Linked DNA regions of Mus musculus: region 1 is linked to region 2. A link is a loop called in an ENCODE intact Hi-C map of the cell type or tissue named here. Cell type or tissue: gastrocnemius. All regions are shown on one strand. Each heading gives the region's core, and the rest is flanking DNA. Links, peaks and the distances in the headings are about the cores only. Region 1 overlaps Gm35551 (a long non-coding RNA gene). Region 2 has its middle 15 kb from the start of 1810073O08Rik.

Region 1 (16,135 bases), core at 6,973-11,972, 130 kb after region 2:
GGTAAAAATGACTCAGCAGGGAGAGATAGCCTAATGGAGAAAGAGAACACAGGAACCAGAAAAAGAACAGAGCCCTTGAGGAGATGAGAAGGGATGAGACCCCGAGAACAAGGGAAGGGATTTTTCTTTGCCTGGAGAAACTGGGGTGTTTCATCTACCATGACAAGAGGCTAAGAGAGCTCAGAGATGGGACTATGTGGGCCTTCTAAAATCTCAAATCCAGTGACACACCTCCTCCAACAAGAGCATACACCCTAACCTTTCCTAAAACAGTTCTACCAACCGAGAGCCAACTTTTCAAATGTCTGAGCCTATGCAAGCCATTCTCATTTAACCCACAGTGGCTAAGGTTCACCCACATTGTTTCGAGTTCTTGTAGCCCATTTGTTTAACTTAACATATGGTGTTCTATTGTTTGAGTGTCCCGCAGTTATTCATATATAAGCCATGGAAGCTTATCTGGGAAAGAGAGAAATAAAGGCTGAGGGAGAAAATGGGTAAAGATGTGCTTGCTAGGGAGCTCTGAGTTTCAGAAGTATTTGAGGCTATAGTGACCATACGAATAGGTATGGCCAGAATGAAGATGATGCCGGGAGATGAAGGTGAAGAAAGCCGATGGTCAGAGGATAAATACGAGCCATTTGTCTAGAATACGTCACTAAAGGTGGCTGGAGCTGGAGTCTTCAGTTAGGGAGGCAGCATGGTGTGTAGAGCAGAGAGAAAAAGAGGGGCAGGGCCAAGCTGGAAACAGGGGTGGGGCCAAGCAGGGGGCGTCAGTGGTGCAATGAAGATGAGAGAGAACAGAAGCAATAGGCAGGAAATAGCACCGGAAATTGACATCTGAGGTGCAAAAAAATGAGGGAATTAATGCCTCTGGAGAGGGCAGCATAGAGGCAAAGGCACAAGGTCTGTGGAGAAATAAGAGGGAGGAATCCAGAAAAGGAGACAGGCAGTCCAAGCAGTGTCAGCTGACGTGGGAGCGAAGCTGACTGAGGTAGGAAGAAGGCCAGTCTCGTACCACATCACCAGACAAGAGTCTCTGCTCATCTCACAGTGGGCATGGCTGCAGAAGGGTTGAGACTCACCAGCCCTGGTGCCCCAGTGGCTTGAGGAGAAGGGCAGCCAAGAGCTCATAGTTCCTCCTGGGTCCACTGCTGGTGTCAGGGAAGAGTCGGTGTGGAGATTTGTCTTCTCAAGTTGCCTTCTGATCCGCTACCATCGTCTTCTAGTCACGAGCTGAGGAAACAGGTGCCATCTTGGTTCTGAGAGAGTTTCCTTCTAAGGGAAGAGAGTTGGAGGAAAAGAAAGAGAGGTGAAGCTACTTAGGAACCAAGAAAAGCTCCAAGAAACCCCTGGACCTGCCTGTCATTAACGCAGTCGGTACAGAAAGAAGTGAGAAGGTCCATCCCAGAGTCAGCTTGTGTTTCTGTAGTCTGAGGAGATGTTCACTTCTGAATTTTCCCGGTTGGGCTCAACTCAAGTATCCTTCAGTCATGAAAGGGTAGGATGGGGGCAGGGGCATTAAACACAGCCATGCCAAAAAGTGGGGGAGGGAGGAGGGGATGGAGGGTTTTGTGGGGGGGGGGCAGGGAAAGGGAATAATATTTGAAATGTAAATACAGAAAGTATCCAACTAAAAAACACAGCCATGCAATTATTTTCTGTTGCTGACTTATAAGAAGACTCCACCTCTCTCACATCCCTAGGACCCAGGACCTACCAAGCTGGTGTTCTCAACCTCTGGCCCTTTCTGTTTCCTCCTTATGGTACTTGGGTGAGGGTTCAGGCATGGACCACTACCGAGAGGAAGGACAAGAGGTGCCTAGCAGCAGTGTCTCCAGAGGCCTTCTTCATGTGGTTCTGGGTAATTTGAATGCCTCTGGTTCCCCAACTCAGGACAAGAGGGAACTATCTGCTGGGCTACCCTACCATTAATAAGGCACACAGCTCCTATTTTCAAGGAAGCCAGGGGACAGTGATTTGTGTTTTTCTACAGCTCCAGCATTCACAGGCCACCTGGCTAAGGACAGAGCCATGGCTCTCTAGGAGCTCCTGCACTGAGCCAGAGACTCAAGCCACATGCAGAACACTGGAGTACACTTGAGCTGGCTAGATTTGGTTTGGTTTGGTTTTAGTTTGGCATAAGCCAGGGTCCTCTAGGGAAAGGGGAACTAACTTGTAGGCAAGCCTTGGGGCATTTTCTTGATTGATTATTGATGTGGGCAGCCCCCAGTCCACTGTGGATTGTGGCAGCCCTTGACAGATAATATAAGCAGGCAGAGCAAGCCATAGAGAGCAAGCCGATAAGCAGCATCCCTCCATGGGCTCTGCTTCAGTTCCTGCCTCCAGGTTCCTGCTGAGCTCCTGCCCTGCCTTCCCTTCCTGATGGACCATAAGCTGTAAGATGAGGTACGCCCCTTGCTCGCGGTGCTTATCACGGCAACAGAAAGCAAACTAGGGTCTGGAGATGAAGGGGAGACGAGAATAACTTCTACGGTGAGGCACATCTCCACAGTCTGAGCAAGGAGCTGGCTACAGACGGGCTTTTACTGGGACAGAGGTAACTATACCAGGAAAAAACAAAACCTACCCTGTGAAAGAGGCTGTGTTTGGGTTCAAAACTGGATACTAGGAGAAGGCCCTGGAGATATCTTGCTTAGATAACAGAACTATCTGATATAGCAGAGACCCAAAGTCAAAGAGGCTCCAACGAGATGGTTTGTTCTTTTTAAATAATTTGTTTTATGTGTATTGGTGTTTTACCTACGTGTACATGTTTATCACATGTATGTCTCATGCCCATAGAGGCCAGAAGAGGGCATCAGTTCCCTTAGATGGCAGTGAGCCAAGAGGAGGGTGCTGGGAACCAAACCCCAGTCCTCCATAAGAGCTGCAAATGTTCTTAACCACTGACCCATTCATTGTTCCAGCTCAAACTGGTTATTCTTTTCCTCTGTGTAACAGTCCAGAAGTAGAAGCCAGGTCTCAAGCCGCTTCTGACTGTCTTGCTCCAGTGCCATTCCTTTGCCTGTGTTCTCACCTATATGACCCGGGATATGACCTCACGTACATGACCTCACATATATGACCCGGTATATGACCTGACGTACATGACCTCACATATATGACCCAGGATATGACCTCACGTACATGACCTCACATATATGACCCAGGATATGACCTCACGTACATGACCTCACATATATGACCCCGGGATATGACCTCACGTATATGACCTGTACCTGCAGCCTGTACCACATAGGAGAAAGAGGCCAGCAGAGCCTGAATCCCCCCTTTTAAAGGCACCATCGGTAAGCTGAACACATTGCTTTGCTCACACCCTACTGACCAGAACTTTTAGTCCCTGGATTGCAGACCCCTAGCTGCAAGGGAGACTGGGAAATGTAGGGGTTTTTTGTTTTTATTTTACACCAAGAAGCCATGTATCCAGAAAAAGAAAAAAAAAACACTTTAAAAAAAATTTTTAAATACCCCCGTGTCTATGTGTGGGTATGTGCCCATGGATGTAGGTACCTAAGGAAGTCTGAGAGGTCAGAGCTCCTTGGCTGTGGAGTTATACAGGTGTTATGAGCCACCTGATATAGTTGCTAAGAGCCAAAGTCCAGTTCCTTGTAAGAGCAGTATGGGCCACTAAGTCATCTCTCTGGCTCCAGAAAAGACTTTCTGATCTATGAAAGAAAAGGTAACATTGTTATGGGGGTCAACTAGCAGCTGTGTCACAAGAGACCCCAAGTGTACAGCGAGGAGATTCTCACATGTGTCTGACAATGGGCGAGGCAAAGAATCTGGGAAGATTACATCAAGACACCTCCCTGGCCAGAGCGATGCCTGGCCCAGATCTGGTCCCAGGCTTTGACGGGAGCCTATAAGGAGTCCTTACAGACTTTCTAACCAAACCCGGTGACATAGGAGAGCATTTTCTTTCTAGTCATAACACCATGAGGATCTGACCCTGAACTGGTGACACGGTTATTTTTCTCTCTAGTTTGGGAGGGATGCACAGCCCATATGCAGAAGAAAGATAAAGCCAGCTCCTGAGACAGGTAAGGAAACGATGCAAAAGGTGCCCTAGCCAGCGGGTTGGCCTCAGCCTCCCATCTTTCTCCGTCCTTGCCCCACTTGAGGACTTACCCCAGACGCCTCTCCTCCCAAGCTGATTCAACTTGAATGTTGGCCCTTTTCAGCCCAGAGTCTTGCCTTAGTACTGAAAGTGGTATCCCCCCTGCCCCCCCCGCGCCCCCCCCCCGGAGGAATGAATGGATTTATGGGTAGAGAACACAGCTGACATTGTGGGTTTCCCCTAGCTCTCTTTTTTTTTTCTGCCCGCTTGCCCCACTACACCTTCAAGTTACCACAGAACACACCTCGCACGGTAGGCTGCTGGGCCTCTCCTTTTTCCCAGCGGGCCCTGCTTCCTGACAATCAGCCCCACCCTCAGGCTTGCTCCAGCAGGCCCAGCTGTGAGGAGGGGGCGAGGAGGGGCAGCCATCAACAAGGGCTGCATTCTGGGCCGCTGCTGCCTGTTATCAGCTAAGCCCGGGCTCTGACTCACCTGCCTCTGTTGGCAGCCTGTGGATGTGGGCGGTGTTTGATTTGCCTGGAGGCTTCCCTTTGCCAGGACCTGTGAGGGGAGTGGACGCTAAACAGAGGCCTATTGTTGCCTTCCCTCCAGAGTCTGGCTCTTTCCAGGACATCCCTGAGCTGTCTTTGGTTGTTCATCCTACTCCCTCTGGCCCCCAGCCCTCTGGCTTCTCCCCGAGTCCCCCTCACCAGCAGCCTGGGGTGGCAAAATAGGTGAAGGCAAGAGATCGATAACCATGGGGTGGACTCAGAAGGAAACATCTGAACCCATGACCTTTGGGCTCCCGCTCTCTTGAAGCCTCCAGAGTCCCCTCCACCTTTGGCAGACAGGTGGGGTACATACCACAATCTCTTTTCTCTCTTGCAGGGTGGGGTGGGGTGGGGTGAGGGTGGGGGTTGCTTTTTATTTTAACATGATCAGTGTGGTTCAACTTCTTGGGCCTATGGACTTTCTTCTTTGCTGTTCCGTTCTGGGTCTGCCACGGCTGCCTTAGAGGGCCTTTGGTGGTATGCTCTGTCTACCTGACCGGTCTTGGCTGACTGAGGTGAAGCCAAGGCTGCCCCCCATCTCCAGAAAGGAGCAAGCCAAGAGTCAGTAGATTAAAAAAGAACGATTCCAGCATCTCAGGTCTTTAAAGAGCATTTGGACATTTCCTCCTGGACGCCGTTCCCATCACTCCCTCCTGAGGAGAAGCCGGCTCTCCTCTACGCACCAGTCTCAAAAACAAGCAGACTTTCCTAGCCACACACCATGTTTCCAGTCCTAACACCACCCCTGCAGTGGATTCGTGGTCTCTTTTCTTAAGTAGATGTCCAGTGTGGCGATGGCTCAGACAGACATTTAGGGCCAACCTGATCATACACTGAGTCTTTTCTTTGCAAGTGCTCATGTGTGTGTGTGTATGCTTAAATTTCTTCAACAGGGCATCCAGACTGGCCTAGAACTCACTGTATTACCTTGAATTTCTGATCCTGCTGCCTTCACTTCCTGAATGCCAGAGTCACAGGTATGCACCACTAACCATATTCAGTCTCATGCAGAGCTGATAATCTAACCCATGCGCATGCGCATACTGGACAAGCGCTCTACCGACTGAGTCCTTGCTCCTAAGGCTAAGGAATCAAAAGCACAGCCCACCTGTGGTTTGGGCCAGCGGGATTACAAACGTTCAAAGAAAAGCTAATGACACGGGATGACAAGGTGATGGATGCCCTTGGGTACACAGAGCAAGGAGAAGAGACATGAGGGGACTGAGAAGAACAGAGGATTAGCGAGACAGGTCGGCTCACAGCCATGACCACCCGCTACCTGGGAGCAGGGGCCCATGGAAACACTGCCGTATGGCACAGAATCAGGTGGTCGATAACACCGCATCCCACCAAACCAATATTTGCTTACTGTCGGTTCCAATTCTAACTGTAAGGAAATGATTTCTGCCTGCGGAAACGAGGGCGTAGACAGAGAGGAGGGCGCCTGCTGACACCACTTCATCTCCTCTGTGAAGTTCAGCGGCTCCCCCAGCCACACAAACAAAACCTCCTTAGACCCCGCTGAAGCCCCTTGGAGATCACTGTTACAGTACTAACCGCTCCTTTCTGGAAGTGAGTTTATCTGGCCCTCCACGGAGTTCCTGGCCAGATTCTCTTCGTCATCTTACATGGCCAGTGGTCCACAATGCCTGACACTGACCACTGAGGATTCTGTCTCATTTAATCACCCTGTCCCCAAAAGTCAAGATCTCCAATCCCCCTGAAGAAACGGAGGCTGGGGACAGTAACTGCCCCCACTGAGCCACCATCAGAATTTAATTTCATCCATTTTGTTCCAAGTCTCCGAGTTTCACTCCCCTTGAACATCCATGAGGAGACGGGAAGACCATAGCGCAGGAAGTGGAACCTGCATGTGTGACATGAGGTCGCAAACCAAGTCAGAGACCCAGTGGCAGCAAGGAGAGAGGCTGGGTCCCTCCTCCTTACTAGAAAGCGGCGCAAGGGGGAAGACGGGAAGAGGAGACACTGGCGTGGGTTCCCCCGTAAGCGAAGCCTTGTCATAGACTGAGAGAAGTGTGGATGCAGCCAGGCCGGGGTGGGGGGGGCTTCTCTATGTAATAGACTACACATTAGGAGAGGCCACTGCTAGGGCAGGGTGAGCCTAAGTCTGGAAGAAGCCTGGAGACTTCTGCGTGTGGAATCTCTGCTTCTGCACTGGAGTGGAAGCTGCAGAAGATCACGTGGGCCCGGTGAAAGCAGCAACGTGGAGCCCGGGAGCTAACCCCGGTGGCCCCTCTCTTCCTCCCTCCACCATCCAGCTCTGCGCTGTTCAGTGTCACATACTCCGGGAGCTGTTCCAGACTCCACCAGCAGAGGTCTCCAGAGCAGAGGGCTAGAGGGCTTGGGGGTGGGGCGGGGCAGGCTGCACGTAGCTCTCCGCCCCTGTTCACAGGTGTCCACACGCATGGGTGGTCTTTACTCATGCACAGGTGTGTCTGTGCTTGTGCGTATCCTGGTGGGTGGGTATAAAATGAATGTATCTGTGTTTGTGGGCGGGAAGCTACAAACAAGTCCGTGATTGCTGGTCTGCGTTGAGGCATCCTCTTTGCACATGTGGACGCTGTTTGCAGCCCCGGAAAGTATGTGCGTGCAGAGTGTCGGTGTAACTTGCACGTGGGCCTGCATGCTTGAGCTTGTAAGCGGGGGGTGAGGGGGGGGGATAAGTAACATGATTAGGTGTGTTGTGCACACCTGTAATCATAGTACTCCAGAGGAAGTAACTCATGGTTTCAAGCCTGCCTGGGCTAGACCCTTCCTGAAATCGGAAAGAGAAGTGGGGCGGGGTGGGGTGGTGCATACTATTAACCCCAGCACTTGGGAGGCAGAGACAGGCAGATCTCTGAGTTTGAGGCCAAGGTTATATTGTGAGACTCCCTTACCAAAAAAAAGGGGGGGGGGCGATAATGGAAAGTGACAGGACACAGGACAAAGGATTCTGACATCTCAACTCAGCCGGAGTTTCTGTTAAAACCCCCATTCTGATCCCATTGGCAATCTGTGGGCCTTGTTCTCTGGGAGAGAAGGGCAAGCAAGAAGGTAGATGGCTACCCCACAGGTGGATGGCTTGCCCAGAGAGGACAGAGGGGTCCATCTGTCAGGCAAATCCAGGGCCAGGACACAGCTCTGCACCCACTACTGGAAGCCCAAGCTATGGGTAGCCACATCTCTGGCCTGTGTCAGGGTTTCACCGGGGCTGTTGAGACAGATCAGACTGGCGACTCTCAGTCTGTGGGTCTCAAGCGTGCCTGGCCCAAAAGAGTGAGGGGGACTCTGGGCCCCACAGCAGGAAGCTGTGTGAGTGTCCAGGGCTTCTATAACAAATTCCACACAGAGAGGCTTATAACATGACAAATGTCTCATCACAGCCCTGAGGCCAGCTCCCAAGAGCAGCATCCTTGGACACCACTGAAGAATCTGCAGGGCTGGGCATACTGAAGCAGCTCTGGGCATACTGAAGCAGCTCCCGTGGCTTCTCCAGGTCCTAGGGCAGCAGCCATGCTGTGTGTGTGCTTCTTTCTCCTGTCTTCAAGTCAGCCACCAGCAGCACCTTCAGACACTCCCCACTGCTCCCAAGAGCCCTCCCTGCAGCCTTCGCTTGCTGACCTCTCCTGAGAACCTTTGTGACAGCAGGGGGACCCCCCCCCCCACACGACATACACATACACACACATAATCTTGACAATATTCCTACTTCAGAGCCTTAATGTAATTACACCTGCAAAGCCCATTTTGCCTGTGAGGTGATGTGTGCGCAGGTTCTGGGGACTGGGATAGGGACATCTTTCAGGTGGAGTATATTATTCTGAGTATCTGAGTATCAAAGAGAATGGCTGACAGAGGGAACGACACCTTCTTCTTCTTCTTCTTCTTCTTCTTCTTCTTCTTCTTCTTCTTCTTCTTCTTCTTCCTCCTCCTCCTCCTCCTCCTCCTCCTCTTCCTCTTCTTCTTCCTCCTCCTCCTCCTCTTCTTCTTCCTCCTCCTCCTCCTCTTCTTCTTCCTCCTCCTCCTCCTCTTCCTCCTTTCTCCTTTTCTTCCTCCTCTTCCTCTTCTCCCTCCCCTTCCTCCTCTTCTTCCTCTTTCTCCTTCTTGGAGTTAATAGGCATGGAACCCAAGACCTGATACATGCCAGACAAGGGTTCAAACACCTAGTCTGTATTTTAAGATGGTCTCACTAAGTTGCCTAAACTAGTCTTGAAGTCACCATTGTAGCCCAGGCTGGCCTTGAATTTGCAATCCTCTTACCTCAGCCTCCTAATTAGCTGACTATTACAGGGTTATCCTAACAGGCATGGCTGGGAGTTAGAAGGGACTTTTCTTTTCTTTTTTTTTTTTTTTCGGGTTTTTTTTTTTTTTTTTTTTTTTAGTTTTTAAATTTTTAATTATGTGTCTGTGTGTCCGTCTGTGTGGGTGTAAGTACACATGAATGCAATTAACCACAGACACCAGAAGAGGGCAGCAGATCCCCTGGGCCTGGAGTTACATGTGGTTATGAGCCACCTGAAATGGGCTCTGGGAACTGAACTCAAGACCTCTGGCAAGGACCCACCGAGCCATCTCTCCAGCCCTGTGACATTCTTAATCCTCCCGTGTCTTGCCTGAACCCTCCCAAGCTGAGAACACTCCTTTGTTGAGGATTCTCTGACCTTGGCAATGCTGTCTAGGGAACCGAACTGTCCCACGCACTAGGAACCAGCTCTAACCAGTGAAGGGGCTCCCCTTTATCTTGCTGTCCAGCAGCCCAGGGCCAGAAACTCATTATTACTGGGTATTGACTCCTGGACCCCTCCCCTCTCTTCACCCTGGCCAGCCCACTCCATCCATGCTCCTTCTAGTCTTTTTTTTTTTTTTTTTTTTTTTTTTTTTTTAATCAGCCTTGGCCCCTCTGACCTGCTGTGCTAGACCACCTTTGGACTACGGGCCTGAAGCTGGCAGGCTACACCCTTCTTCACATGGTGAAACCCTACCCATGAGCTCCCCCATGGAAAGCCCAACCACATAACAGCGTGAGGAAGAAGGACATGCACAACAGCCTAGGTTGGCGCTGGGGGACCCCTGGCTTCCCAGATGCTTTTCAAAAAAGCATCTTCCAGCCCAGTCAGCGCCACATCTGGAAGCCGGCTGGAAATTCCAACCATGCTCCCCAGCTAGGAAATGTGTCAAATCCTCCCAGAGACTGCATGGAAGCAGGAAACACTGGAGAGGAGGGCCAACTCCACAGGACCCCTAGGAGCGTTGGAGAATTCCAGATGTCACCAGGAGTCCATAGTCCTTAGCCCTGCTCCCTGCCTGCCCCCAAGGAAATTAAAGAGGCCTGGAGAGAATGACAGAGCTTGTGTCTCCCGGGGACCCACGACTCCATGTGTGCGTGTGAGACACTGAGTTCTTGATACACACTGAGTTATTTTTTCCTGGAGAGAAAAATGTTGCCGTGCCTCTGGAGGGTCATCTGCCCAGAAGAATCTCTTGATGCGTGAAGAAGTCATGGTCTCTCTTCTCTCTGACACACGCACACATCTCCCAGAGGCCCCAGGGCATCCATTCCTGAGAGCTGGTCTCATTGAGAAGATCTGGCCCTGGCTCCTTCTGTAGCCCTCAGCAAGTGTAAATCTCCAGTGATCGCCATGGCCACAGATTAAATGGCTAGAAACAGCAAGCATTGGTTTCCCTCCAGTTCTGGAGGCTGGAAGTTCAATTTCAACATTACTGGCCTAAAGTCAGGCATCTACAGGCCAAGGCTCTGGGGGAAAGCCCACTTCCTTGTCTTTCTTAGTATCTAATAGATGCCTTGGCCTGTAACCCCTTCCCCCACCTTCACAGACCACCTCTCATCCCTTTGTCACATCACTGGCTCTAACTTATCCTCCATCCCTCTTATAAGCCACTTGTGATTAGATTGGACCTGCCTCAGCAGCAATCAACCCCTTAAAGTTCCTGTTGCTTTGAGGACAGCGCACGCATGGATCTTAAGGCTGAGGTCACTGTCCAGCCTTGTGCAGCAGAGGCCCCACCCTGGGCATCAGTTTCCCTCGTGTTTGCTTCAGGGCAGATCTTCCAACTCTGACACTAAGACAGAGGACCTCTTTCCTCCAGTTAAGTAGGCTTGGCCTCTCTGCTCTCTGTTCAGAGCGGTCTCTGAAGCTCACATTGCTTTCTTTCCATCACTACAAGAGAGACTTCTCTACCCTGCCTTCAGTACCAGGAAGTCATGCCCATGTAGAGATCGGTGCCTACACCCAAGTGACATCCGCCACCCACGGAGGAGAGGTTACTCTCCTCAGCCCCTTGTAGGTGAGGATCATAGCTTTAACTTTCTCTGGGGCTGGCCTCACATGCCCAGCTGTTGTTCGGGAAGAAAAATCCTGGAGAGGCGATGAAGACAGGTGTGTGGGAGAGGAAGAGACGGGTGTGGACGCTCCTCTCCTGACACTGTTCCCAGTGCTTTGGTGTCCTGGGGCTCAGCTACCCGCCTGGTCTCCTCAGCACTGTGCTGACACTCCCTAGAAGACCTTGGAAGCCTTGTGAGCTGTAAGACATCCAAAGGGCCGAGGGAGGTAGTGCTGTACTTTAAGCCTAGAAACACTAGGATTTGGAGGCCACGGCACATGCCTGTGAGGAGATACAGCCACGGCTTAGTCCCTGCTGTACCCATTGCCTGGTGTCTCCCCATTCTGTTATTTCTGACTTACAAGCCACCTGCTGCAGAAAGCAGCATCAAGTCTAAGGAAGCTAAAGTTCCTTGATGCCCCCAGAACTGTGGGATGGCTCCGTGTCCTGGACAGGCACTGACTGCATCCTACAAGTAGACACTCTGCTTCGGAGGGGCTCAGAGTCCCCCTCACTCTGTCGGGCCAGGCATGCTTGAGACCACAGGCTAAGGGTCGCCAGTCTGAAGAGACGGCAGGGTGCCGTGACGGTTGGTTTTAAAGCCAGCTTGCCATGACCTGGAATCGGAGAAGGGAGTCTCGGGTGAGGACGGTCAAGGTCAGGTTGGCCTGAGGGCATGTGTGTGGAGAGCTTATCTTTATTAACTGAGGTGGGAAGGCCCAACCCGAATGCAGGTGGCTCTATGTCATGAGCGGAGTCCCACGGTATATGAGTGAAGGAAGTTGGCAGAGCAGAGCAGCCATTGAGAAAGGATCTGTTTATTTTCCCCCTGCTCCTGGTGGTGGGTGTGCTGCTTTCATGTTCCCTGGTTCCAGGAGTTCCCTGCAAAAATGGACTATAACCTGCAAAGGCAAGCCAAATGAGTCCCTTTTCCCCTAAGTTGCTTTTTTTTTGGGGGGGGGGGGGCGGCGGGAGGGTCAGGATATCTTATCATAGCAACAGAAAGGAGAGTAAAACACTTTAACTCCCGCCACAGGGGGATGTCCCTGAGTTCGCTAGATTTCCACTATAGCGGCAAAAACAAACAAACAAACAAAAATCTGAGATGACCAGCTTAAAGGAGAGAAGCCTTGCCCGTGCTTTTGGAAGGTCGCCACCCACCATTGGTTGGTCCGATTATTTTGTGGCAACACAGAGGTCATGGTAGGAGTGTGGGGCACAGAAGGCCACTACCTTCGTGGGAGCCAAGAATCAAAGAGAAAGAGATCCCTTAGCGGCTCTGAGGACACGCCCTCCCAAAGACAAACTTCAGATAGGCCCCGCCTACTGAAGGGTCCACTGACTTCCAAGGGCTCCTCGGGCAGGACCCTTTAGGATGCTCCCAGCCCCAGCTCTAGCAGCCCGTGTCTGAGGACCCAGAGAGAGGGCTGAAGACTGAGAGCCGTTGGAGTTCACTGTTCGCCTCCTCTGCCCTGCAGTTGTGCAGCGCTAGGTGGGATGTTGCCTGACTCCTACGGGGGGGGGGGGGGCGGTCCCAGGGGGCATCGGTCTCCAGACCTGGAACAGAACAAACCCAGACCTGCTGTGACACCGGGAGGCAGGACCCGCATATAGTTCTCCTGGCATGGTTGCTGTCTACTGTCAGTGCACCACCACACTGAAGCTCGAGGCCTTATCAGAACCCCTCAGTGGCTCCCACTGCCTTCCCTTCCTGTCTCCTGCCCACCCGTGATTTGGTGATCACATGCATTTCAAGGGTTTCCTGTCCCACTGAGAAGGAGTGCATTCAACGTTCTTCTTATAAGCTCCTAGGGTGGTAGAGTGCCTGACCCCCAAGAGAAACGAAAGGACCCTGATCTGACCCTGGCTTCACCAGGGACCGTTACTGCTGCCTTCGAGTTTGCTCTCTCTGCTGAGGCCCTCCTGGGTCTCTGCCTCCACTTCAGGACCCCTGTGTCTCCTGCCCTCTTTGCTAGAGCCCTCTCTCCATGCTGCCTGTTTCTGTTTGGCTCCAATCCATCCTTCTATTTCAGACTGTTTCTAAAGAGGAGTGGGCTTCAGCCCTTGGTCTAAAATCCTGTCCACCCAAATCCCCCTACAGAACTGTGACTCCTCCCTCCTCTACTTCTTCCTTCACTCCTTCCTCTACCTACTTCCTCCTCCACCTACTTCCTCCTCCACCTACTTCTTCCTTCACTCCTTCCTCTACCTACTTCCTCCTCCACCTACTTCCTCCTCCACCTACTTCCTCCTCCACCTACTTCCTTCCCCACTCCTTCTTCCTCCACTTCCTTCTCCGCTCCTTCCTCTTCCATTTCTTTCTCTACTTCCTTCTCCACTTCCTCCCCTACTCCTTCCTCCCCTACTCCTTCCTCCCTTCTTCCTCTTTCACTCCTTTCTGCTTTCTGCCTTGTCTCCACTGTGCTGTAAGATCCATGAAGGAGGAGCCCTATTCTAGCCATAGGATTTTAGTCTAGTACCCAGGCTACCATTAGGTCCATGATACTGTGGCGTATACATTGAATGTCACCTCATAGAGTGCCTCTATGTGCCAGAAACTAGTGGGTGCTGCCACCCTTCAGCCAGACTGGGCAGACAGATATCTCTAGAGGAGGCCTCAGACCAGGATAAAGGTACCAGAGCAACGTGTGTGTGTGTGTGTGTGTGTGGTGTGTGTGGTGTGTGTGTGTGTATGTATGTGTGTGTGTGTGTGTATGTGTGTGTATGTGTGTGTTTATTTGGGTACATTTGTGTACTCAGGCTTGCAGAGGCCAGAGGTCATAGTGTGTGATGTATATGTCTGAGTATGGTCACACACATGTCACAGTGGCAGGACAGCTCTCGGGAGTGTTTTCTCCTCCCTTTTTGAGATGGGGTTCGGTTGTTTCTGTCATGGACTCCGGGATAGCTGTGCTTGAAAGCTTCTGTGTGAAGCTTCTGGGTGATTCCCCTGCCTCTGCCTCTCACCTCAATAGAAGAATGTTGGGTTTATAGATGCATTCAGCTGTATCTGGCTTTCTCTCATGGGTTGCATTGGTCAAACTCAGGTTGTTAGGCATACTTGCACTTGGTAGCACTACCATCTCAGCCCGGCCTCGACTGGCTGCAAGATTCTCTTTTCTCTGCTTCTTTAGACCTGGAAGTACAGGCATGTGTCACCACAGCGGCTTTTTTAAATGAGTACTGGTAATCAAATTGAGGTGCCAACGCTTGTGCAGAAAGCACTTTGCTGACTGAGCCATCCAAATTCTGTACTTCCACAGGAGGGCACAGGGTGTAGCTCACTACGTAACTATGGGAATCACTCTGTGGAGAAGGCTGCCTCTGCATCCCAAGTGCTGAGATTAAAGACATGCGCCACTGTACCTACCCAGTGTCTGCTAAGGGTCACCTAGGCACACCCTTTCTGCACAGAAAGAGCGTTGGAGGTCCCTTTAGTGCTCTGCAGGGTACAGTTAGGAACCTCTGAGACAGGATGCAGCAGACACCTGGCGGCAGGAAATCTCTGCGCATGTCACAATCTGGCCACAGACTGGCGTGTTTCCTAAGAGACCACTGGGATTTCACGAGAAAGGCCTGGGTTCCAGCTCTGGCTCTCTGGGCTATGCATGTGGTCATTTCCTCCTCTGGAAAACCAGGACAATAACTAGACACTCCTCCCAGGTTTGTCTCAAAGACTAAGAAAGATGAGGCCTGGGGTCCCTGACAGGGATGACAATATTAATAAGAATGACTGCCACACCCTTGCTCGCCGCTCCAGCCACTTGCTCATTTTTCAGGGTCTGGAGTCAGGAACAAAATCTCTTGAAAATGTCACACCCACTCAGTTCAAGACTCCCAAAGAGAGTCTAACTGACCAGACAGGGATGCCCTGGCTAGTCTTATATCAACCTGACACAAGATAGAGTATTCTGAAAGGAGGGAACCTCAATTGAGAAAATGCCTCCATGAGATCCAACTGTAGGGCATTTTACCATGATCAGCGGGTACAGGCCCTGCCCACTGTGGGTGGTGCCATTCCCTGAGCTGGTGATCCTGGGTTCTATAAGAAAGCAGGCTGAGCAAGCTGTAAGGAGCAAATCGGGAGTCAGTGCCCCTCCATGGCTTCTACATCAGCTCTTGACTCCAGGTTCCTGCCCTGCTTGATTTCCTGTCCTGACTTCCTTTGATGATGGATTGTGATGTGGAAGTGTAAGATGAATAAACCCTTTCCTCCCCACCGTGCTTTTTGGTCAAGGTGTCTCATCACAGCAGTAGCAACCCTGACTAAGAAGTGTTCCAGAAGTCTTTGTTTATTAGTATATATTTTAAATACATCTCCTTGTGAGCTGGGGGGCAGGGGGGGGGCATGGAGTGATTGGTAGAGTGCTTGCCTTGCATTCAAGAAGCCCTGTGCTCAATTCCCAGCACCACATAAACCAAGCCCACGTCTGTAGTCTACGTGGGAGGTAGAGACAGGGTCTAAAGTTCAAGGTCACTCTGTCTATAAATAATTAATAAACAACCCTCCTAGGTGGCCCTGGAATTTAGACAGCGTTGGAAGCCACTAGGATAAAAGATGCAGGGGTTTTATTTTTTAATCAAAGCCAGCTTGTGTCCTCCAACTAGAGGTCCAGCTTGAAGGTACCTGCCCATGGCCACTAGTCATAGCAAGTAAGGCCACCAGTTAGCATAGGGAGGCTGGCATCCTCCAGACAGTTCCAGTGACAGAGGAGGGAACAACACCCTAGTCCCCCTCCTACAGCCGCCTCAGCGCCGTTGGCCCGTGGAGTTCACCATGAAATTGGTTCTCCATACCTGCCAAAGCCAGACCAGGAGGCAGCTGGCTGACGTTGTGGATCCCACCAGAGGAGAGGCCTTAGAGAGCCCAGGGAAACCAACCACCCCCTCCACCCTGCACAGGTTTCTGCCAACCCCTGTGCCCTTCCCTCCTGATGGGGACACTTCATTTGGCCTAAGGAAGCTCCTGGCTCTTACATTTCCCAAATTAAGCCAAGTCTCCTAGCTGAGGTGTGGGGGATGGGCCATGGCTGGCCCCTTGAAGCCTGGAAAAGAGTCTCTTCTCTTGGGAGGAATCCTAGGGCAAATGAAAATATGAAGGGGTCGGGCAGCCCTTGGTGAAATCGGAGGGGGTGGGTCTGACCCTGCCTCTAGTGAC
Region 2 (16,135 bases), core at 6,743-11,742:
CACGCACTCATGCACGCACGCACGAGTGCGCACACACACACACACACACACGCCCACACACATGCCCACGCGTGTACACGCGTACGCGCGCGCACACACACACACACACACACACACACACTGATATAATGAACACCTATGGAGCTATGAAACAGATTCAGAAATAGAATTATGATGCGACCATGGCCCTTATGTGCAGCTCCCCCAGTGCACACCTCTTCTGCCCCTTCGTCTGCCGAAGTGACCTCTAGCCTACACTTGGGCTTTCTCAATGTCCGTGTTTGTTCTTTTCTAAAGCTACATGCAAGTTTTGGCTGTCATTATTTTGAGGAAGATCTCTTGAAGCTCAGGCTGGCTTCAGATTAGTTACATAATCAAGGCTGGCCTTAAGGGCCTGCTTCTCTTACCTTCATCATCCGAGTACTGGAATTATGGGCAAAGCATACAACTGTGGCCTGGCTTATATGATAGTTAAAAATTATTAGAATATAGTAGTTGTATCTAATAGTGGGCTCCATTGCAATATTTCATACATACATAATACATTTTGATCATACTCAGCCCACTACCATCTCATCCCCCTCCTTATGTGTACATTTTTAAAATTCATTTTATTTATTTATACATGAGTGTTTTGTGTGCATGCCAGGAGAGGGCATCAGATCCCATCACAGATGGTTGTGAACCACCATGTGGTTGTTGGGAATTGAACCTGGGTCCTCTGGAAGAGTAGCCAGTGTTCTTAAACTCTGTACCATCTCTCCAGCCCCATGTGTAAGTTTTTAAAAGGCATTTCCAGGGTTGTTTAGCATTCTTTGGAATCTCGAATAAATTGTGACACTGTAGTATATGTTCTGCAATTAGCTTTTCTCCCCACATGTGGGCAGAGCTCATGCCTGCTGACACGTGTAACTCAGCACTGCTGAGAATCTGATTGCATGAAGATGTCATTTTCCCAGGAGCCCTTGCAGCCCCTGGGGCTGGAGTGGATGGCCCACCCCAGTGGCTCTGATCACTTGGGCGTAGCCACCTCTACAGGGACGCTCCCACCTTCTTCTCCCCACCCCTGTGGGATGGCAGGGCTGGGCTCGTTCCTTCTTTGCCTCGCTGAACCATTGCTTCACTGAGCAGGAATTCAAGTGAATTTTAGGCAACCCTTGTGTTTCCCATAAATCAGTGTCGAAAGTGAAATCCTAGCACGAGGGGCTGCAATTGCAACCAGCTGAGCGCAGCAGGGCAGACTAATTTGAGCCTGCCCTGAGTGGACATGGGTTTTTGACAAGGCTCTGCCAAGCCCTTCTTTAGCACCTAGAGACGTGCTAGGCTCAGTGCCAGCCCATGAGCTGGCCCAGGCTTAAGGGGCCCACCTTCTCTCTGTGCTGACCTCTCTTGCCTTGCCTAGTGGCCTACTGGGTACTAAAAGGTGGCCTTTGAGCCAGGAGCAGGCTGTGCTGGGGGTTCACATCATTGCTCTTATGAAGGAGAAAGATGGAGAGCCCCCATGGCAGCTCAGCCCTAGGAACTCAGAGCTCTGGGTGCTGTTTGGTGGCTTTCCAGGACTGGTCACTCCTGCCTTTGCATCACTAGTGCCACCAACACTGTGGCTTAGACTATAGAAATGTATTTTCTCACAAGTGTGGAAGCTGGAAGACCAAGATCAAACTGTCGGGGTCAGGGGCTTCTTTAACCTCCCTCCTTGGCTGGCCATCTCTTTCCTCAGTGGCCCCCTCGAAACTGAGCCCCTGACCTCTCTGTGCTCCCCTCTTCTCTCCTTATAAGGACACTAGGCACAGGAGGTTAGGGCCCACCCTAGCAATCTCATCTTAATGGGCCTCTCTGTCTTCATGTCTCCAAATATGGTTGTACTTATAGGCGCTGGGGGCTTGGGCCTCAACAGGGGAGTTTGAAAGTACCCAGTTCAGCCCATGACAAGGGTTATGGGGGTCATATACAGGGTGGCCATGGGATTAAACAGTGTTACAGCTAAGAGGAATTATTTATGTCATAGCACTTTGTATGTGTATATACCTCTAAGTGTATGTTTCTCTCGCCCTCTCCCTTCTCTCTCTCTCTCTCTCTCTCTCTCTCTCTCTCTCTCTCTCTCTCTCTCTCTCTCTCTCTCTCTCTGTGCCTGTTTGTGTAGTTTATACATGTGAAGACTAGGTCAATATTAATATTGGGTATCTTTCTTAATCAGTCCTTATTTTTTGAGACAAGCTCTCTTAACAAACCCAGAGTGCCCTGATTTGACTGAACTGGCCGACCAACCAACGCCAGGGAGCTTCAGTCTCTGCCGCACAACCCCATGGTTCCGGGTGCTGACGTGGGTCTCTCTGCTTGCACAGCAGGCACGTCACCGTCACAGTCACCGTCACAGTCACCGTCACTAGCAGAGCCTCTCCCCAGCCTTCCCACCATGAACGCGTTGTTCATCCTTTGAAGTCCTTGTGGGTTTCTACTTCTGCTGGACCCCAATAGTGAGCACTTGGAGTATTCCTTACGCCTGGCTTCCTGTAGGTGGCAGTAAAGACCCCTGTTGGCTCCGTGTGCTCATCTCTGGCAAAGAGACCAAGCAGTAGAAAGAGAACTGTCTTTTCCTACATAAACGCTCTGCTTTGGGGCCCACAGGGCTCTGGACTGGCTTGAAGTGGACCGTGTGCCTGTGGGTAGTCATAGGCACTGACTCTAAGCAGAGTCACCTGTTTATCTTAGTTTCAGGGACTAAGTTTCATGAAGGGGGTTATGTGACTGCAGTAGAGATGGAGGTTGGTCACGAAAGTATGGCTTTGTGATCCTTGTCATGAGCACTTCCCTTCAACTACTATGATAGGGTGTTTGTGTGTGTGTGTGTGTATTGATTCTATGTGCACATGCATGCTTATACATCTGTGTGGGAACAAGTTTGTGCATTTCCATGAGTATCTTGTGCTCTCTCAGTTGCATCTGTGTTCCTGTGTCATTGTGCATATGTCTGTGTATTCGTGTCACCATGCGTTTCGTGCATATGTGTGTGTGTAAGTGTGTTAGACGTGTGATGGGGTGAGGGAGGGATGAGGCAGGAGGCGGCAGAGGGCAGAGGCTCTGGCCTTGACCCAGACCAAATGACCACAGATGTGACCTTTCCCCCTTTCCTGTGGCTATTGAGGTCACTGCCCTGGGAGACTGAAGAACTTTCTTTTGGAACCATGTGGGGCTCAGCCTGGGGAAGCAGAAAAGCGGCTCCAAAGGCAAACCGGATGATCTTCATCCTGGGGAGCCTGGAGCCAGCAGGGCCTTGTTTAATTCTGCAGGAATGTGTAAGGTTCCCACCCAGCTGAGCAGGCCCCAGCCTGACTTAGAGGCCTTAGACTCAGAGCCACCCAGCCAGAGGCTGGTGCCTTCGACAGGGGGACACCCTTCCGGAGAGACAACACATCAACCCCGGGGTCTGGGGTGGCCTAAGTGGGTGACAGTGTCTGTGCCAGGGTGCCCAGCCCTGCGCTGCATGAAACAAGAAGCAAAGGGGAGATAGATGCCCTGGCCCCAACCTCAGCTCTGAGGTTAGCTGGGGTGCTAGCAGGCAAGAGGCAACTGGCCAGTAGGAGAAGGTGTGTGTGTGTCTGGGTGTGTGTCTGGGTGTGTGTAGAGGTGACACACTCAGGTAGTACAGAGTAGGCAAAAGGGGCAGTACCCATCTGTGACCATTGAGAAGGCTCCTGGGGAGCCTTGGTGGGTTTTGTTGGGCACAGTGGGAGTGGCAGGGCTTTGAAGGTTGTAGGGAATGTACTGGAAGGCTTTGCGAATGGTGTCTAGGTGGGAAAGAAAGAGTCTAGAGAGAATGTGTGTGCACATTGGCTGGGGGATGGGGGGACAAGAGGAATGCGAGCCAAGAAAATCAGCCCCAGTCCTCAGGACTGGAGAGTGCGGGCCAGGGGTCATTTGTAGGCAGTCAGGAGCTACTGAAAACCCTCAGCAGGGGCTACCCTGATGAAAAGTGTGAGGTGGTGTGTGTGTGTGTGTGTGTGTGTGTGTGTGTGAGGGTGTTCCCTGAAGACAGATGGGCTTTGTGATGGGCCACAGTGTGGGTGAGGCAGGGTTGGCATTCAAAATGAGGAAGGCTGGGCTGGCATGGGGTCGTTCGTGGCTTGAGTAATGTGGTAGAACCATGTTACCTTTTGTCTCTGTTTGTTTCAGATCTTGGTTCTGTGTTTGGAGTCCCCTGACCTGTGTCAGTTTGATATCTTTCCTTTATCACAGCTCAATGTACCAGTAGTGCCCGAGACAAAGAGACCAGACCCAAGGCAGTCCAGACTTCAGCCTGTCTTCTCAGCCTTGCCAGGGTGTCTGATCTCTGAGTGAGTTTCTGAATAGTTCACCTACTGGTACCAAAGTCCAGGCTCTGTCGTTAACAGTGAGGAGAGGCAGAAAGGAAGGGAGCCCTTGACTGCAAGTGCGTGGGTGTCCTTGTGGACGAGCACGCAACCACCAAGACTATTCCATTCAGTCCCAGTAAAGGCTGAAAAAGATTTCTAAGTTTAGGTGTGCTTAGGGGTACACCTAGCCTGGGTAGGACAGCTTTCAGCCTGGCACACAGTGGAGACCCATGTTTGTTGAGTGAATATGTGTAAATGTGGTCACAGCTCAGGCTCCCAGGACAAACAGAATTTCTGACTGGTCACCCACTGAAACCTACCAGAAAGCTGAATCACATGAAGTCAGCCTGCCTGGGCCTCTTTAGCACATGGCTATTGGCTGGACCTATCCCCAGTTCCTTCCACATGCATGCATGTGCATGCACATACATACACACACATGCATATGTGTCCGTATACATATACACACATGTATATGCCTTGTACATACATACATGGAGTATTTCTCCATCAAAACTGGGGCCATGGTTGCATAGTGTTCCTCTTCAGGAGCCACTGGCACCTGCAGGTTTAACTACAGCCTCTCCTAACCATTCTAAGCTCAATACTTCTGGTAGCATGAGAAAAGGCAACCAGAACCTCCCTTGGAGATGACCTTGGCCTGAAACCAACCTCTCAGGCTCCTGGGACAGGGAGATGGAAAGGGGTGTCTCCCCTGGTCTGAATGAGGAGCCCCTGGCTTGACTCTAGGCAAAGGTGACTTCCCTGGTAGGGATAGGGTCCTGACAAGATCCCCAGGAGCTGAGCACATGGGATTCTGAAGCTAAAATACATAGAAGGCAAGATCCCCAGTCCTACACTCAGGAGTCCTAGGCAGTCACAAGGGCCAGGCTGTGGGGTCCCTTGGCAGAGGCCTGCTTTGTCTCTAGGGCTCAGGGGCCAGGTGTCCTCAGGTGTCCTTGAGGTGTGCTGTTTGCCTGAGGAGCTAATAGAGGTATCTGACATGACCGTGAGTGGGTAGACGGGCTGACCTGTCTGAACAGGTCCAAAAGCTGCAAGGAGGAAAAAAATCCAGCAAGGTGTCGTCAGCTCCTGACTCCTCGAGCTCTCGGCCCTTCACTCAGCCCCCAGTCCATTCTTTACATGTTTGCCTCTGCCTCTGGACCAGGTCCTGCGGAGCCTGGAATGCCTGACTCTGCACTAGCTTCACAGCTGGCCTTCTTCTGAGTTCTGGCCACTTCATGGCTGTGTCCCATGGGCTGCTGAGGGCCCTGAGCTCCTCATGTCACAGTGTCATTGTACAGAAAGACAGGCACAGACTTGCTAGACACAGGGCTCAGAGCCACACGTTCCTGCAGTGTTTGAGTCCTGTGGAGGGACTCCTTCCCAGTTACAGGACTGGGTCCATTCTGGTGACCATGCTAAGCCGCACTCAACTGTGCCTAAGGCATAGGGGAAGTCGGTCACTCGGAGCTTCTCTTTATTTAAAGTTTTGGCATCTTATTCATCCTGCATATTTGGAATTAATCTTGAATTTTAAAAATATTGCTTCAAATATTTGAATTGACTGTTGAGGTTTGGGGTGTTCTGTTGCACTTCGCTCTTGAGACAAGGACCTTGCTGGCTCCCCCCGCATGGGTCCGAGTCTGTGACAAAAGTAAAGGGCACACAGAGAAAGGAGATCTGGGTTTGGTCCTGCTGTACCCATGAGCAGAGACGTGTAGGAATGGAAGTAGACAAGACTTTTCCAAGAGGGGGCTCACAAAGTCTGGTGTGTGTGTGTGTGTGTGTGTGTGTGTGTGTGCGTGCGCGCATGTGTGCTTGCGTATGCGTATGAATCTTTTTGTAGGGGTGGGAAGGAGAAACAGACTTTCAGGATTCCTGGTGTGGGCTAGAGTATATTTGAGTCTTTAGACATAGAAAGAGAATCAGGGAACAGCACTGGGCAGAGGGAGAGAAAGTCCCCAGAGGAAAGTGAGAGATTTTAGTTTCTGAAAGGAGAGCCTGAGAGAAGGGATAGGAAAATAAGAAAGTTAAGGGGCAATGCCCTTGCCTCCCACCATCAACGATGTGCACCTAGCACGCTGCATGCAGGCCGGCACTACCACAACTCGCTCACTCGAGTGTGGTCACGGCCGTGTGCCACCAGGAGAACGCAAGCCTACATGTGTGCCCCATGTCTAGGTCAACTCTCCACCCTCTCTTCCTTTTGTTTCCCTGGTTACAAACCCATTCATATTAACTGTAGGAAACAGGCAGAGATGTGCAGATCCTGCAGGAAGGAGCAGAGCAGTGGCATCAACCTGGCATTTGGGCATAAACACTGTTGTTCACTTACAGTGACCTACGATGCCTGTGACCAGGTAAGACATACAGCAGGCAAGCCAGTACCCCTTACTTCTAACAATACCTTCCTAGCCTCTGATTGCCACCATGGCAAAGTCTCATGTAGCCCAGGGTGCCCCATTATGTCCAGTTTAATGCTCGTGACTGAGCCAGGGTTCACTGGATGCTAGAAATCACTGTGCCAATGGAGTTACAACCTCGGTGCCCTTCTTGGGGCGTGGGTGCATGTGCAGAAGCAAACACATTCTCGAGCTTAAGGTGGAGTCTCCTGTAGCCCAGGCTAACCCTATGCTATGTCATCCTGGTCCTCCTGCTTCTGCCTCCCAGTGCTGGGGTAACACATCTGCTCCATCACTCCTGGTCCATTGGGGCTTCCTACCTAGTCACTGGTTCCTCCTAGTCACTGATGGCTGAGGGCTTCATCTTAGAGACATCCCTGTAGTGAGAATTTTGTTCTTTCCGAAAACCCAGTTATGTGACTATGTTTTTGTTTCAATCCCAGGCGTGGGATATGGGGGCTGACTAGGCTTTGTCTCATGCTCTGGCAGGGCCTGATTCTATCAGCTGAGAGATAGTTTAAGTTTGGAATTCTGGAGACTCTTGAGCGGTTATAAAAGGGCCAGAGCCTGCAGCGGTGGCTGCTGCTGTTCCCTGCTATTGCTGGTTCCTGAAGCTGCTTTTGCTGTTCCTCTGAATTGCTGGTTGCACATATCCTGATTATAAAGACTGGACTTGCCCCTGAGAACTCAATGCCCCTAACCATCAGGAAGTAGTCTAAAGAAATCTATGCCCCCTTTCCTTCTAGGCTTCTTTCTTCTACCAGGGCTGGGGGTGGGGGGCATTGGGGGAGGAGAAGGATGGCAGAGAGAAGAACCCAATAAAGTAGCCCAAAAGCACGGTTACACATCCCACGGAGATCCAGGCCTCCTAAGCATCCTCCTGAGGTTTCTTACTCAGTCTTACCAGTATCAGAATCTGCAGCATCACAGGAGCTCAGCCCTTCTGTGTGGTGGGCACCATGTCTAGACCCTGCCTGCCTGGAGTCTCTCTGGTGAGCTGGCCCTGAGGTTTACCGGGCTCCCTAGGGACCATTGCTTCACTGGGTTGTGGGGTAAAGACAGGGAACAGATTTCAACTCGTGCCTCCTGGAAACCACATCAAATGGTGCAGCTAGGAATTAATAAATAAATCTCGGAGACAAGTCAATTACCGTTCCCCTGTGGCCCTGTCCCCAGGGGCAAACAGTGGCAAGTGGTTCCCAGCCCCAGCACGTCTTCCCCAGGGCAGGACAACCACTGCAGCTGGCTTCTGTCAGATTAGCTGGGCAAGATGTGACAGGCCTCTGTCCTCTGGGGAAATCGCTCCTTTCCTGGGAGGTGGTGAGGACATTCCCAGGTTGCTCTGTTCCTGCCCTCTCCCTGCACCCTCCCAGTCTTACCGCTTTACCATTGGGGAAAAAAAATCAGACAGATTTCTTGTTGTTTTTGAAAATACATATTCATTCTACAAAGGCTGAGGGAAGCCTGCTAGCTACAAGGTAGAGGTTTTGCCAGGTTGGGGACTCTTGGAGACACAGCTCTTTCTGCCTGTGAAGAGTTTACAGTCATGCGTGTGGGCAGGATGTGTGTATCAGGCAATGTGGTTGCATATAGCAAATTTTTGTGGTTAGCAAGGAGGGGAGAACCTAGTTTAGCCTAAAAGGTTCCCCAGAGAGGCCTCTGGGAAGGTGATACGGGACAAGCTGTCACCTTGACGGGTAGTGAGTACTGCAAGGTTTATAAAGCAGCAGGGTCAAGGAATGGAGGTGAAGTGAGAGGGCTCTGAAGCAGCTGGCTGGATCCAGATGTGAAGGGGACAGAGTTGGGCTGGGGTGACAAGGGAGGGGAGCTACAGGTACCTGATGACAGGGTTTTGGGGTGTCATCAGAGAGAAAGAGAGAGAGGCAGACAGAGGGAGAGAGACAAAGAGAGAGATAGAAAGAGACAGAGACAGGGAGACAGAGACAGACAGAGAGAGACAAAGACAAGGAGACAGAGACAGAAAGAGACATAGAGACAGAGACAGGGAGATGGGACTTAGGTTTGTTTTAGCTTTGTGTACTAGGCACAAGGTGTTATTTCTACATAAACCAACTCTGTGGATCCCACCAGACTCAACAAATAGCAGTCTTCGCTCTGTTCAGCATCAGGGAAAACGAGTTCTCCAGCATTCGCTGCCTCTGAGTTTTCTCAGCTTGCATCGATTAGACAAGTCCTTTAGATTGATCATTTTCTCGAGTTTACTGTGCATAAAGATCACTTGGGACATTCAGTTAAGTGTGGCTGTTTGGTGTCTGTCATGTGGACTCGGGTCCTACATGGCTCAGCAATGTGCATTTTTAACAAGCTACGTGGATCAGAGAGCACATTTTGAAAGAAACAGTCCTAGAAGCTGATTGTATCCTCCTGGGGAACGTGCTGGGATTGAGGCTGCCGACAGGTGGCAGTACTGCATCGTGATGCTCTAATTACACCTCGGGCTTTCTTCCTTAAACTGGGATTGTTGACTGTAACTGGCCGAGACAGACAGTTCTGGGGCTTGCTGTTTTGCAAGAATGTGTAGAAATGAAACTGGGTTGGTGAGGAATGCTCGGCTACTTGTGGGGTGGGGTGAGGTGAGGTGAGGTGCTGAGGCGGGAAGATCCCAAGTTCAAGAGCTGCTTGGGCTACACAGTGAGTTCAAGGCCACCCTGAGCAGCTTTGGTGAGCTCCAAGGTGAAGTGGGCTTAGGAATGCAGCTCTCACTTAGCACCTACAGCGCCTCAGGCTTCCGTTCCCAGAACAACCAGATAAAGTAGACAAAGTAAAATAAGTTAGTCAGCAAATCTTACATTTCAAAAAAGTTTAAATTTCATTTTCAGCCAGCAGAGTTGAGCTTTCAATACAGAGAATACAGAGATCTCTTGTCAGGCATGTATTTTGATCACCTGAAATATGGATACTCCTGGGAGAGATGTGCCCAAGGTTCAGTGAACACATGGTCTTTAGTTATTATTGGTATGATTATTTGGAACGTCCTCCGTCTTTATCATGGGGTAGAGTCTCTTTTTCATGCTCATCATTAAGTGAATGAGGCAGGGATGGGAGGCCTTCCCTGGGTTTCCTGAGCAAGCCAGCGACAGGGGCGCCTCAGCTTTCAAACATAGCTCTTGGTTTATACTTGACTGACATGGTGGTCCTGGTGGCCTGGTCTAAATTGAAAACTGACTGGAAAGGGTCCAACAGCAGAGAATTGGCCATTAAATGGCTATCTGAATTAGTGACCCCTAGCGCCAGCTCTAGGGTGGCCTGTTATGAGATGATGCCCTGTCACTGAGAAACATCTCAAGCCCCTTTCTGTTTGTACATTCTTTGGGAGAGGGGGTTGATCCCTGAAAAAAAAAATCAGAGTGTATAAATTCTATGGTCTTTCTTATCCCTAGTCAGTGGTTTTGGCTGATTCTAAGTGATCATTGTTGGTACCAGACGAGATGGAGACTCTCAATTGCATCCTGCTTTCTCTGTGCCTGTTTTTAACTGCATCTCTGCTTTTCCTTCCCCTCTCTTCTCTCTCTCTCTTCTCCTCCATTTCTCTCCTCTCTCGTTCTGTGTTCTCTCTTTTGTTTCCAACAAGATCTTGATATGCAGCCCAGGATCGCTTGCCTCAGACTTAGACCCACTGAATTTCAGCCTCCCAGATGCTGGGATCACTAGAGAGAGCACCGCATCTGCCTACAGTGGCTTTTTAAAAACAGGGAAAAGGAAGGCAAGAACAATAGAAAAATCGCTTATTATTATTGTTCGCCACCATGTCATGTAGAAACCGTATCTTGAGTTAAGGAAACTTGTTGTTTGAATGATTTTTATCAGTTTCTTTCTACTTTATAAGCTTGACTTCTAGAAAAATTTGAATTATAGGATATGTTGCATTCTATCCTATAGGCTGCACTGTGTTGGAAATTCATGGAAATTCATGCTTTAGTTAGAAATTAAATGAACCAAAGTTTGTTGGCCAATGATATATTAGAAGTGAAAAAAAAAAAAACAAAAACCCCAAACCCACCCCTTACCCTTTCAGTCTCTCTTTTTGAAAGGGTCTCACTGTGTAGCCCAGATTAGCCTGGAACTTGTCATTTTGCTGCCTCAGCCTTTTCAGTGCTAGAATCCCAGATGTGTGCCACTATCTCTGGCTTTGAACTGATTATTATTTTTCTTTTAAGAAAAGAACTTTTCATTAAAAAATTTAAAACTTAAAGACTTGCAATTGAAAACACAGAATTTACCATCACAATGGTTGGAATGGGTTGTTTTTCAATACTATTCCTTAGTCATGCTTTCTCTCAGCCTGGAGGGTGAATCTTCACAATTCCTGCTTCGAGGAGAGAGAAGACAGTGTTTTGTGCTCCAAACTGATGCTCACTCACAACATCTATGCCTTATGTACAGAGAAATGGGATGAGACCTGGATGGCGAGAGTAGAGAGTAGAGAGCCCCATACCCGAGGTGGGAGGGACCTCAGGCAACAGCAAAGACAACAGTTACAGGCCGTCTTTCAAGACCAGAGCTACAGAGAAGTCTGGCTTGAGAGCTGTTGGCTTTTTTCCCCCACAGGCCCAGACCTTGTTGGGAGGAGAGGTGCGGGTTTGGCTGAGCAGACTTGCTTTATTTCTCATGGGAATTGGAAGAAGGAATTCCCCTGGACATGCCTGTGGGACCCCATGACAAGGAAGGGAAGGACAGAGGAAGTGCCTGAATTTGGCTTCCTTTAGCTGCCCCGTGCTGTCTGCAGGAGTGAGTGGCACGTAGGCCATTCATGTGAGTGAGGGCAAGAGTTTGGGAATTCTCTGAAAGTGTGCTTGAGAAGTTTGAGCAGAAGGGTGAACAGTTATAATCAAAGAGGAGAGAGGGCCTGGCTATTCAGGAGCCCAAGGTAGAGTTCCCATACCCCACATCTGATGCCCAGGAGGAGCCATAGGGGAAGGGAGGCCTCCACCCAGGAAGTAGAAACAGAGCAGCGATTCCAGATCCTCAGCTACAAGCAAGTGGATGCGACTCAGCTCAGAGACTGGAGGAACTGGACAGAGCATCATCAGTCAGCATGTGTTAGGTAAGGCTGCAGTAACAAATGTGCCTGAATCTTAAATGTAGTACTGTATTTCTTACCTCCTGGTACACACTGGGCTCACCCTGGAATTCATACCCTGATGTCCATTCTGGGATCAAGCTGAAGGCCAGCCCTTACGGAGGAGTAAGAGTAGAGGGGTGGTAGAGATGAGAACAGCATTGGTTCTTTCTACATGTGCACGTGTTCTAACAGCATTGGCCAAAGCCAGTTGACTGGGCAAAGCAGGTGCCTTCTCCACGAGGTATCCCAAGTCCCCAGGGTTTGGAATAGGGATGGATAACCTTCTTGCAGGCATGGAGGGTGTGTGTGGGATACTCACAAGAACAACAGCCTATTACAGCAGTGATGCCTGCCTTCCAGCAGGGCTTCTGAGCTTCCATGCCTCTCTCTGACTTTCCCAATCCTAGAGAAAGAAGGACAAGGATTTGTTTAGAGGCTATGGCCCAGAGAACCCTGACAAGACTCCGGTGGGATGACCAGCTTAGCCCAGGTAGTAAATGAGAAGCAGCTGTGTTTCTTGTCACTACAGAGAGGTCTGGAAGACGCTGTGGCTCCCAGCCATGGCCAGAAGTTAGAGGATCAAGAGCTGAGGGACTGCCTGCTGTCTGTCTCCTTGACCAATTTCCTGTGCAGTGGTAGAAGGAGCTTTATCTACAAAGTCAAGCTGTTCCTCACCTCACAGCTATTTTCAAAGAACTTTGTTGTTTTCTAAAGATATTATCTATCTGTCTGTCTGTCTGTCTGTCTGTCTGCCTATCATCTACCTACCTATCTCCCAGCTAGTATCACGATCTGCAGCTTTGACTGGGACTTGCTATCTAGGCCAGACTAGTCTTGAACTCATAATGATCGTTCTGTCTCTGACTCCCAAGTCAAAGCCTTTTTTTTATATAAGACAACTTACTACTCGATCCCTCCATGAACTGACAGAGATAGAAAGACAAGGACTAATTCGTCGCTATCAAATAGAGAAACCAAGGCTTGGGAGAACAAAGGATGCATCTGAGACCACGCAACCAGTTGTCAGCAGAGATCGCAGGAGCCAAGTTCTTTTTCTCTGGGCTAGGTATTCTCCGTGACTTGGGCTGGGGCTGCAGAGGCAGCCCGGTAGAGATGAAATAGAAGGGGAAATCCCGGAAGCACACAGAAGTTATGGGTGGGGCTGGAGATTTGGAATCAGAGGGCGGCTCTCCCTATCATTCTCCTTTGAGTCAACTCTAACACAATAGAGTCTTGATTTCCTCCTTTATGAAGTGGACTGAAAGCTGGGGTCCACACAGAAGTTGTGAAGTAAGAGCCTAACTGCTGAAGGGGTGGGTCTAGAAGGTAATTAGGGGTGGTAAGGTTATGAGGCTGGAGCCCTCACAAATTGCTTCCAAGCCCTTGTAGACACAACGGAGTGTCTCCCACAGAAGCACATAACAGGACATAAATACTATGGGAGCTGGAAGAGGTTCTTCACCAGAGCCCTGCCAGGCTCCCTAATCTCAGACTTCCAGATGCCAGCTGTAGAAATGTGTTGCGTAAGGCTTCCAGATTTGAAGAATATAACTTTTACTCTCCCGATGTGATTGCTGTCTTCCAGGCTTAGTGCTAACCTAGTCTCTCTTGACCTCTTTTTGCTCTGCTTGGCCTCAAACTAACTCTGGCAATCTGTTCTAAACTTCTGGGCACTTTCTCATTCTCTGGCTTGTTCTGTCTTCACCTGTGTCTAGCTTGTTCTGTCTGCAATCTGTCTCTATAAAACTCCCCCAGTAAAAGCGCCTCCTTCTCTCTCTGAACTGCTCTCTGAAGTAGCTTCCCTTTCTTCTCTTTCCTTAGGAGAGTTGGGAGTATCCTATCTCTAATTCATTCTGTCAGATCTTTCTCTGACTCGTCACTTTGCCTGCCCCTTAAGTAGAAGTCACTTTCAAACATGGGTGCTTCCATCTACAAACTAACTCTACCTCCATTGTTTGGGACTAAAAGGTGTTAAGGACTGAGCCACACCATAGTAGAAAGTTTGTTTGTTTGTCTTTTTCCTCCAGCAAGTAATACAATCTTGGGGTTCACAGTATGATCAAATATCTTGCAACAGAAAACTTTTAAAAATATTCATTTTTGGTGTGTGTGTGTGTGTGTGTGTGTGTGTGTGTGTTGGCAGGGGTTGCATATATATGCAAGTCCTGGAGGAGGCCAGAGGGATCAAATTCCCCTGAAGTTTGAGTTATAGGTAGTTGTGAACGGAGGTAGGTGCTGGGATCTGAACTCAGGTCCTCTGGAAGGACAGCAATTGCTCTTAACTACAGAACCATCTCTCTAAGCCAGAAACTCTATCATTATTGTGTACGTTTGTATGTGCAGCTGTGCCACCAGGTGCTTGTGGAGGTGAGAGGACAACTCTGTGGAGTTGGTTCTGTCCAAGAAAGGTCCCAGTGACCAAACTGGAAAACTTAAATTATTCTTTAAGTTTCCATGGCAGGTGCTTTTACATGATAGGACACCATCTCACTAACCCAGGTATGATGTCTGTGTGTTTGTTATAGCAATCTAAACCAAGATAATGCTCTTTCCCCATCATCTAACGAGCCTTTCAAGGAGTATAACAAAATTTTAAAAAGTCATTGAGAAATAGTTACAGTCGGCAAAAAGCAGCTCGCCAGCTCGCTTCCAGGAAGTAGGGGTCTGACTCTCCAAACTGTGTACTCCCTTCCTGTGGGAGCAGGGGAGGGAGTGTGTGACATGACTGCTTCAGAAATAGCCTGAGGTTGGCTCTTCACTGCTTCCTCTGGACCAAGGCTGAGGGTTGTCTTTCTCAGAGACAAACAAGGAAGTCAAAGCAGTTTCATAAAACCCCAAAGCCTGGTTCTGCATCGCCCTTCTGTGTGGACGAGATATGGCTAACCACTGAGCTCTTCAGCTGGAGCTCTTGGGCATCAAGGGCCTTCAGCAGCTATGGGAGAGGCTTGGGTGTTGTGTGTGGCGCTGGCTGGATGTTCTGAGGGGCAGGACCCTGATTTTCCCTGCAAAGGGGACAAGGAGGAGAGAAGCCACCTCCATCGTGTGGTAGCGCCAGGGCCTGAGAGCACTGAGGGCTTACCCTGGGCAAACCCAGGGAAAGGCATTTTAGTCCTCATGGAGACAGTTAGCCACTCTAACCAAGACTATCCTGGTCATCTGCAAAGCAGTGTTCAGAATGCCGTGTCTTTTCCCCATTGCTCAGCAGAGAAGCTTTCTGCGTGTGTTGACCTTTGTCTAGCAATATGGAGTGGGGAGATCCACTGGGAGAGGAAACAACTCAAGTCTATCAGTCCCCAGACACACGTGTACAGCTCCAAGTGGGCACAGGGCTAGTTTAACCCCAGCCATCGCGGTGATAACTGTGAGCTTGGGGGGGGGGGTCTTCACTTATAGACCAGCCCACCTTTCCTGTGTCAGGTCTCCTTGGCTATGTTTGTGGTGGGGGAGGTGTCTATAATTAGGACTCAGTAATAGCAGCAAAAGGAGATTCATTGAATAGATTGTAACCTGTATTACAAATCTCCAGGCAGGTACAACTCATGTATCCATTGGCAATCTCACACTGAGTATAAATAGATGCCTGGTACTAATTTCCATCCATTTGGGGGAAAATTCCCCTCCGCTATCTAGCCCAGGCTCCCAGCTATCTTCCAGACCTGATCTGTCCAGTCTATATGTATTCTTCTCATATTGTAAGCCCTCTGAGCCTGACATGGTTCCGTGCCAGCAACAACCTTTCTTCCTAGGGCCCTCGGCCCAGAGAGTTTCAGGTCCTGTTGACAGCTTCCCAGGGTTAGACTTTAAATACAGAGCTCAGTAGGTGTCTCTTCCCAACTCTAGCCCCTTGCTGTCTGCTACACTGCAAGCCTGCACACAAACACAGTGAGTGCGGCTCCCAGCCCAGCGTCCATTCTACTAGCCAAGCCTGCCCTCCCCCTCCCCCCTCCCCCCCCCCCCCCCCCCCGCCCCAAAGCTTGCTTTCTGTGGCCACCGACAGTTAGACTGGCAGCCTCGGGTTCTGATAAGGAAGGCATGATTTCTTAGGTGCATATCCCATCAATGTCCTCCTCTTTGTGTACAGGTGTACATGTTTGCATATGCGTGTGGTGGTACATATGGTGTCTTTCTCAAATAGCTCCCCACCTCGGTTTTTAATAGCACTGTTTGTTGTTTGACAATCGCATCAATAGATCCAATCAATGTATTTTGATCACGCCACCCCTAAGCCTCTCCTCCCACTCCCCAAACCCCACAACAGAAGCCCTGTTCACTTTCATCAACTCTAATTTTCAGTC

Evidence for each region. Peaks named below come from ENCODE experiments on the same cell type or tissue, not always from the same donor. Only the 100,000 strongest peaks of a DNase experiment are listed, where the experiment ranks them.
Region 1: a loop joins it to region 2, with 2.6 times the contacts of the local background. A loop is called at or near these places in 14 of 42 quality-filtered maps.

What each region holds. Positions count from the first base shown.
Region 1 is chr17:84,021,778-84,037,912 of GRCm38, forward strand. It overlaps Gm35551 (a long non-coding RNA gene), which reads right to left. Exons shown (of 6, transcript XR_385838.3): 4 at 13,945-14,113; 5 at 1,086-1,278. Among named protein-coding and RNA genes, the nearest start is that of 8430430B14Rik, 31 kb to the left of the region's middle. In gastrocnemius, for the core only: a CTCF peak has its summit at 9,102 (motif pointing right); no DNase peak of the experiment used is centred there; H3K4me3 peaks cover 215 bases; H3K27ac peaks cover 2,467 bases.
Region 2 is chr17:83,894,379-83,910,513 of GRCm38, forward strand. No RefSeq gene overlaps it. Among named protein-coding and RNA genes, the nearest start is that of 1810073O08Rik, 15 kb to the right of the region's middle. In gastrocnemius, for the core only: a CTCF peak has its summit at 9,175 (motif pointing right); a DNase peak (open chromatin) is centred at 9,210; H3K27ac peaks cover 1,922 bases.